Regions from separate parts of the Homo sapiens genome. Here region 1 is linked to region 2. The links are chromatin contacts, found by Hi-C or POLR2A ChIA-PET in ENCODE. All regions are on one chromosome and are shown on one strand. The core of a region is the stretch at or near the end of the contact, and the rest is flanking DNA. Distances in the headings are between cores, read along the strand shown. Region 1 overlaps ARHGAP24 (Rho GTPase activating protein 24). Region 2 overlaps ARHGAP24 (Rho GTPase activating protein 24).

What was found. A loop is a pair of places that touch in the nucleus more often than their neighbours do. ChIA-PET counts read pairs that join two places held with the same protein, here RNA polymerase II (POLR2A). Pooled maps may share reads with other maps.
Region 1: a loop to region 2 is called in a map of B cell, with 2.1 times the contacts of the local background. The contact joins two enhancer-like sites. A Hi-C loop is called at or near these places in 5 of 168 maps with a recorded cell type or tissue (B cell, CD14-positive monocyte, astrocyte of the cerebellum and 2 more), 1 of 37 single-sample maps with no recorded cell type and 5 of 50 pooled maps. POLR2A ChIA-PET finds 5 or more read pairs at or near these places in 3 of 52 experiments (HEK293, OCI-LY7 and PC-3).

The regions. Positions count from the first base shown.
Region 1 is chr4:85,741,553-85,745,558 of GRCh38, reverse strand. All of the region lies in intron 3 of ARHGAP24 (Rho GTPase activating protein 24), which reads right to left. Among named protein-coding and RNA genes, the nearest start is that of MIR4451, 21 kb to the right of the region's middle. RefSeq lists a silencer at 3,229-3,523. Within about 2 kb of position 2,083, at least 12 of the 41 ENCODE cell types and tissues checked have a DNase peak (open chromatin) inside an H3K27ac peak, as active enhancers do; they include B cell and CD14-positive monocyte, where a contact is called at or near this core.
Region 2 is chr4:85,679,816-85,683,911 of GRCh38, reverse strand. The region is part of intron 2 of ARHGAP24 (Rho GTPase activating protein 24); the gene reads right to left. Among named protein-coding and RNA genes, the nearest start is that of MIR4451, 41 kb to the left of the region's middle. Within about 2 kb of position 2,556, at least 7 of the 41 ENCODE cell types and tissues checked have a DNase peak (open chromatin) inside an H3K27ac peak, as active enhancers do; they include B cell and CD14-positive monocyte, where a contact is called at or near this core.

The sequences.
Region 1 (4,006 bases), core at 834-3,333, 62 kb before region 2:
AGTACAGTTGTGTAAGCACAGCTCATTGAAGCCTTGAACTCCTGGAGTGAAGGGATCCTCTTGCCTCAGACTCCTGAGTAACTGAGAACCACAGGTGCACAGCACCATGCCCAGCATATGTGTATATATATATTATATATATGTATATATACTACTATATATATTATATATGCACATGTATGTATACAATATAATACATATACTCTATAATACATATATATGTATATATGTATATATACATATACTACTATATATTATATATATACTACGGTATATATTAGTAGTTACTGGGGTCTCTCGCCATCTTGCCCAGGCTTGTCTCAAATTCCTGGTCTTAAGTGTTTCTCCTGCCACGGCCTCTTGAAGTACTGGGATTATAGGCATGAGTCACCATTCCCGGCCGCTGGTTAAATTTATAAGCTTCTCTCCTTTTCACGTTTTCCTGGGCACAAATTTACTCATATCTGACAATGACAACCACTTTAAGGATGAAAGCACCTTGCTTTAACCTCACACTCATATTTAAACATTGTTTGGAATTAATAGTGGAGAGCATTGAGACTGGATTAAAGAAGGCTTCTGAAAATGGAGGGCACATTTAGACTTGTCTAGCTGTTTAGTGGAGGCTGGCATATGATATTCTGTACCGCCTGGCTAATTCCCTCTAATGATTGGACTACCTTTAAGAATTCTCTGAAATAAGGACTTAACAAACAAATGGCATGCATGGGGAAAGATATATTTTTAAAAGACTAAATAACCATTTTAAAAAGCAGCAATACATAATGAAAAAATATCCCAAACCAATATGAAAGATGATTCAAGTCTCTTTTGTTACAAGTTGTTCTGGAGTCCTGTCAGTCAGGAATGTCACAGCTACAAGTAACTTCTTGGTTTGCCTCTAACGCGTGGAGGGTGGAGGATGGAGGGTTTAGGAGAGACCTCAGTCATCTGCTTCCCAGCTCAACCTCTCTTTATCTCTCTGTGTGTCTTTTCTCTCTCCTTAAACACTGGGGTAGCATTTAACAACCAATATGCTAAAGATCCATTCTCCTTGAATTTGTGCTCCAAGAGTACTAATTTTTTGCTCTCATTTAAGAAATTCTATTCATTTATTTTGTGACTTGGGCCTTATATCTTTCTCACACATATAGAGTGAGTATGTGACTGAGATTAAAAACAGAATCCTAAAAATTCATAGATTCAGGGATTATGGGATTCAAAATCAAGCAAATAACCATTCCAAGGAACATAAGCCAGACTCCTTGCCTCTCCAGGATTGAAGCTTAATCCAAATATGTTTGAATTGTGGTATTACAAGTAAAGTACTCAAGGGTCTTACAAAATGAAAAGCACTTTTCAAGTAGAACATGGCTTCTATGTTTTTCTATAAATATTTGGACAAAGCTGAATTCATATGTGATAATCAAAACAAACACACTGGAACCACTGGAAACAGATGCATCTACAAATGGATGAATTCCTTAAAAAGAATGGTTTTGTTTTTGTTTTTGTTTTTAATATGGAGGATGAAAATCACCTACCAAACAATAATTCCATAGCTCTTGGTGGCAACCATAGGCAAATCTTGGGATTTGAGAACTTGAAAAGATGCTAGGAATTAAATAATCAATTAGTTTTCAGTCTTGATACCATACTTCTGTGTTATATGCTACAACTTAGTAGTTGCTAATTAATGATAAAGTAGTGCCATTTGTAAGAGATTTGCTTATTTATAATTAAGGTTGTTTTAAGATTATTTTTACTTAAGTTTTGGCGTGTTTCCTTGAATGAGGGAGCCAGGATAACATAGAGTCGTTGCACTCTTGTGCTAACTTGCAGTCAGTCTTATTTGGCCTGTGTGTCTTATCACAAAAGAAAGAAAATAAAGATTTGAGAACTGTTACTTTGGTACAACAGTTCTGCTTCTCTTCTCTGTGGGTTTTGTTTCATTGGCTCTTTCTTTTCTGTTTTTGTTTTGTTTTGTTTTTGAGACAGGATCTCGCCCTGTCACGTAGGCTAGAGTACAGTGGTGCAATCATGGCTCACTGCTGACTCAGCCTTCTGGGCTCAAGTGATCCTCCTGCCTCACCCTCCCAAACAGCTGGGACTAACATGCCCAGCCTTTTTTTTTTTTTTTTTTTTTTTTTTTTTTTTTTTTTTTTTGAGATGGGATCCCGCCTTGGCGTCTTAAAGTGCTGGGATTACAGGAGTGAGTCACCACATCTGGCCCCTCATTGGCTCTTTCAAATGCTTGATTTGAAGTCCCTTTGTCTTTCTCTCAGTTTCACCTCCGAGGTCCCAGACCTCTTTTATTCCCCTAAATATCTTCTTAAAGGCAGTGATGTGCTCTAGCTCCCACTTAAGTACCATGATTTTTTTTTTAGCTGAATTATATGATAATTTGACAACACTGTCTTCTCTTTGCTTTCAATTTCTTTCTGGTGAATCTGAATTTCAGAAACACTCATCATTGCCTAGAGATTCAGATTCTCTCATTTTAACTGAGATCTGGAGTCCCTGATAATGCACTAATACTGAATAAAGGCAACATTTTTTCAGAACTTCCATCTCCAGGGCCCCTGTAAATCATAAAGTTTATAACATTTTACATAATTTAGGTGTCCTGTGTGAGATTTCAAAATATCTACATTTTAACAAGTTTAATCGATATTCTAAAGATTACAGAAATTATCTGTTGCTTATAACCTATGTGCAAAATGGCACTAAAATATAACAAAATTTAAGGCAATTGTTTTTGCCTCCTAAGAAACGTACAGGCTAGCTAGTGATATTTTAAAAAACTTGAAAACAATTCATAATAGAGAATACATAAACATTAAATAACAGCACATACTTTGGAGTCACAGAAATCAGGGATTGAACCTTGTCACAAACCTCAGTTTCCACATCTGTTAATTGGATTTAATCAAAGAACCGATTTTAATGGCATTATTGTGGAAATTGACCTAACACCTTCTTATCTGATGCAGACATTCAATTAACCAATTCACTATATGTCAATCTATACGTCTATACATATAGTACACACACTTTTCACCTTTTTTTCTCAAACACTTAAACAGTAATTTGGTAATTCTGTTATTCAGAAATTCAGGTTGCATGTTCCATTCAACTAGAGAGCAAAATCAAGCTCAAGCTTAGCTGGATAGACAGGCTGAGTTAATTAGTATTCCTTTTCTTATTTTCCTCCTCCTTCTCCTCTCTTCTGTCCTCCCTCATTTTCTCCCGCTCTCCATGTTGCACGATAAGAGAGAGACATCATCAGTATCTCGGCTCAGTGACTGCCTATCTCTTCTGGGAGAAAGCAGACTTTTGGCCAGCTGCCAGCTTCTGCCTCCAAGGTTGAGGACAATTGCCCACTCTGTGCCATGGTGGCCAAATCCTGCCAAACAGTGGCAGATGGTGTCTTCCCCACAGACCTTCTACAAGTCACATGGCAATTGGCCTGGGTGAATGTTCCAGCTCCTTCGTGACTGGTCTATCCCAGTCAACCTGCCTTACCACTCCCTCCCCCACTCTGGCAAATAGAACACAGACTTTCAATCACTGTCACTTTTTCCATAATCCTCTCATTGGAAAAGAGAGTTTTTAAAGAGTAGATCTTTTTATTTGGTTTTGGTCTTTGAACTACATAATCAGACCACATAGAATGGTGTCAGCTGCTCTAGTAAAATGCAACTACAACACAAAACATGAAAAAAAAGTACCAGTGCCTGTAAAAAAATTATTTTCTCAATAATCTTTTTCCTCTCCTATATTCATGGAATGGAGCTGTTATTTTATAAAATTATGCACTAAAATATCACTAGGCCCTGAAACAAATTCAGTTTCTCTCTCAACTTCCAGCCAGTTTCAACATTGTTGCCCGCCCTCCAACTCCAGGGAAAGAAAATGGCCCACATCCAGGTAACTGAGGCAGTGAGTTCTTCTGCTCATCACAGTTGCCATCATCTACCAGCTTTTTGGCATTCCTGCCTGTCTC
Region 2 (4,096 bases), core at 1,307-3,806:
ATGATGCAACCTGGAGGACATTATGCTAAGTTAAATAAGCCAGTCACAGAGGACAATATTGCATTATTCCACTTACACGAGGTATCAAAAATAGTCAAACTCAGAGAAGCCAAGGTAGAGAGATGGTTGCCAGGAGCTGGGGGTTGGAGGTTGGGAAAGGAATGGCAAGTGCTATTCAGTGAGTATAAGTCTTAGTCATGCAAGATGAGAAAGCTCTAGAGATCTGCTGTACAACAATGTATTATATATTTAAAATTTAAGAGGGTAGATCTCATGTTATGTGTCTGTTATCACAATAAAATACATAATAAAAATCTAATATGTTTTAAAATCACAAAGTATTACAACTTCAAAATATGTTAAAATAATCAAGGGCAGCTAATCTAATGGAAAGCATGTTTTTATCATAAATTAGTTCAAATACTTTTTTAAATAAGTAGGTGAGTTAAGAGTTAAATGAGCAATCAAACAATTCAAAGTTTATGGTCTTTTTATAGATCCATGTATAAAGTGGGGCTTTTAAGAGCAGTTTTCTCTGTATCAATAGCTGTGCTCCCCTTCATGGGCTAGGATAGAATTTAATCATACCACACCATTACAACGTGTGAGAGAATTTATGTAAACCTGTGCTGACAGATGGAAAGGTTGATAATGGAAATAATACATTCCCTTTCCCTACCATGCTCCTCAACAAACCCCATGTTTCATATTTATAAGAACTGCCATGTTTTTGTTATTATCAATATTTACTAAATCTCACTGCCACCTTTTTACAGCCCCCGCACCCCCCCCCCACCCCCCCACACACTGAGAGAGTTAAGAGTTGATGGAGGTGAGGAGTAAAAGGTTTAACTCAGTTCATGCTTGCAACCCTAAACTCAAGATCAGTATAGGTATAGAAATCTATAATTTTCCCTCATTTATTGTAATGTACCAGGCAAAGTCAAAAGAAAGATCATTTTTGGTATGGGAGATTCATGAGCAAATCATATTATGTGTCTTTGAAAGTGCATAATATATTGGAGACGCATGAGGTATATTGGCTACCTTAGTGAGACACAGGAATAATTCTACTTCTCCAAAGAAAGTTCCCTCTACATTGTATCCTTTACAGAGAGTCCAATACTCTTAAGCTAATCAATGCAGTTTTCATAGTGTCTGCTTCTGAGTGTCTGTCAAGAGGAGGAGCTTGCAATATGCTTTGCAAGCAAAGTGCAAAGAACCGCATAAAGTGGCAGTAATATTTTGCTCTTGATTATTCAACTTTAACTATGATCTTTTGCATTGCTTGGAGGCAATTACTTGAATTATCTCTCTGGAGGCTAAACTGATGATTCTGCATTTCCATATCATCTCTCTTCTTGCTGGCTCCCAAAACAATGCTGTTTGGTCTGCATGTGGCCATATGAGAAGGCCATAGAGCTGGAAGAGTCAGGATGGCTGTCTTTGATTTCCCTTAGGTAATTCTATAGGGCCACATGGAAGCCTGACTGTTCCTGCTTTGTAAAAATGCACAAGTCTGAAACAACACAAACCACTGGCTATTCTCATTCAAATAAGATACTTTAATTGTTTTCTGGTAATAGAGCAAACTAGCATACTATTTTCAAATTAGAGCACTCTGCTGGCATAATTGTAAAGTCACACAATATAAATAATCAAGAATTCTGTTCTATCTGTGGCTTATTATGGTTTCTTTACATCTTTGTTTTTAACGCAATGGCAGTGGATTGCTCATACTAACACTTAGAGGACACTGTCCAGCTGAGCTTGGTCAATGCTTCCAGAAAGGGATCCTCCTTTAGCGGAGAATATAACACAGTGTTTAAAAGCCCAGAATTGAGTTAGATGGACTGATTTAAATTATGCTCTATACTATGTCCTGATCTCGGGCAAGTGTCTTAACTTTGCCCTGTTTCTTCATCTGTAAAATGAGGATAATAGTAGCACCTACATTCTAGGAGTATTTTAAGGATTAAATGTATGCTCCATATAAATTATTTTGAATAGAACCCAAATACTAAGTGGTCAATACATTTTAGCCTGTGATATTTATTTTATTTGTCCCTACCCTTCACAAGAAAGCATTTGGTTATTGAATTGAAAGTGACATGAAGAGCTAAGTAAAAGGCATGACTTCTGTCCAGCTTAGACAGCTCAATTTTCTCCATGAAGATCCTGTAGAGGATCCTGCATGAAGAACTGTTACCTATTGTGTTTTGCATGCAGGATCTGAATACATAGATTTTTCTGAATCATTATATTTAAAGTTGCATGCATATAAATGCTTTGGCCTCTTTCCTAGAAAACTCGGGTACTCTCCTGGGGTGATCTTGTGATTTCCAGATGCATTCAGAAAACTCAATGCAGCTGCTATCTACTATTGACCAGCCAGCACTGGCTCCACTGTGCTAAACAGGAAGGAGCCCTGGGAGGGAAGTGGAGAGTTGAATGTCACATGAGTTAGCAAAGGCTTTCTTGAACTTACATCATGTTTAATTGTATCAAATGCTGTTCATTGTGTGGTTAGGCTCGTGGTGCTTCTTGGATGAAGGAACAAGGAGAAAAATTACTGGCATCTGAAACAAAACCAGAAGTCTCTGTTTATTTGGGACCTCAAATTAGACTTGAGTCATAGGATTGTCAAGTTGCTTATGCTGGAGTCAGCTGGGCTGGTTGGCTTCTTATAATGCAATAGACAATTCTTATTTAATCCTACTGTCTCATAAAAAAATTGAGAAAAGACAGGTTCAGAAAGCAAGACTTGATGAGTTAAAACACCATTTTAGTTTCAAGTCTTAAAATTATACTGGGAGTTTTTCTGCATATTTTAAGGCTCTGTTGAATTTTGAGAACATTCTACAGTATAAAAGCTCAGGTGTATCCTCAAGACACATTTCTGGATTCCAGGGCTGTCCTTTAAACAAATGTGCTCTAAGAATTCTCTCTATAAATTTGTCACTTTAGGAAATCATCAGAAAAATATGAAAAAGAAAGGCTCATCACTGAGATTTTTCATTCTTGTTAGAGGGGACTGTTAAGCTTCAGGAAGGCTGTGATACTCAAAATATAGGTCTTAACTCATGATATATGTAGTGCTTTATTATATATTATAATTATAATTATAATATTATATATATTTATTCCCCATTAAAATGGGGAATAATGCAAAGACATCCAGGCACATGGGTTTGGTTTCAGAATATTTTCATTTTTTATTTAATTTCTGCCACTTAATACCTGTGAGACCCTGGATTAGTCACTTGAGTCCTCTAAATATCAATTTTACTCTGAGACATGTAAAGACAGCATTATCTCACACTCTACAGGTGCTATGTGGGTACATAATAGAAACAGGATACTGTAAGTTGGAATGAAGAAGCCATAACTCCTGGGTCTGTGATCTCACGGTTTAATATCATCAAAATTTAAATTAGAGAAGATAAGTGAAACTTCTTTGATACTTTTTTTGGCTCTCAGTATTAAGCGATTTCAATTTTGCAAGTCGTTTTCACATCTGCAATTTTCTTTAGCAGGATGACATTCAATGAAAGGTTGACTATGCATTGGGTAGGCAGGGCTTTATAAAAACCTTTCTTATAGCTTTCAGTTTCAGCTAAATTAAATTTATTTTTGTTTTGAAATGAGAGTTGTTCAAGGATATAAAGGTAAACCTCTGGAATTTGGTAGTTTCATATCAATGGGACTATTTACACAGAGGCCAGAAAGTTCCCTTGTACTGCTCATGCCGATCAGATTCATAATATTAGAGATGACTGTGATTGGATGATATCAACTGCGGTGTTGATGATGCACTTTTCCTGGGCTTCCTTACTGTCTCATGACCATGCTACATTTTGGCTCTAAAAGGATCTTCTCTTCTCCTCGAAGGGAGGTAGAAGCAGAGAGGAAAAATTTCAAATTAATGGCAATCTTTAAAACCTTCAGACTAAAAATATGATAGAAAGTGCAGTTGGGTAGAACCAATATATTTCCTCTTATCTACCCTTTATTTCCACTTTCAACTGGTTTTTCAAAATAATGTAATTTTGAACTGTAATGGGTGAAGAGAATTAAAGGAGAGAAGCAAGAGACA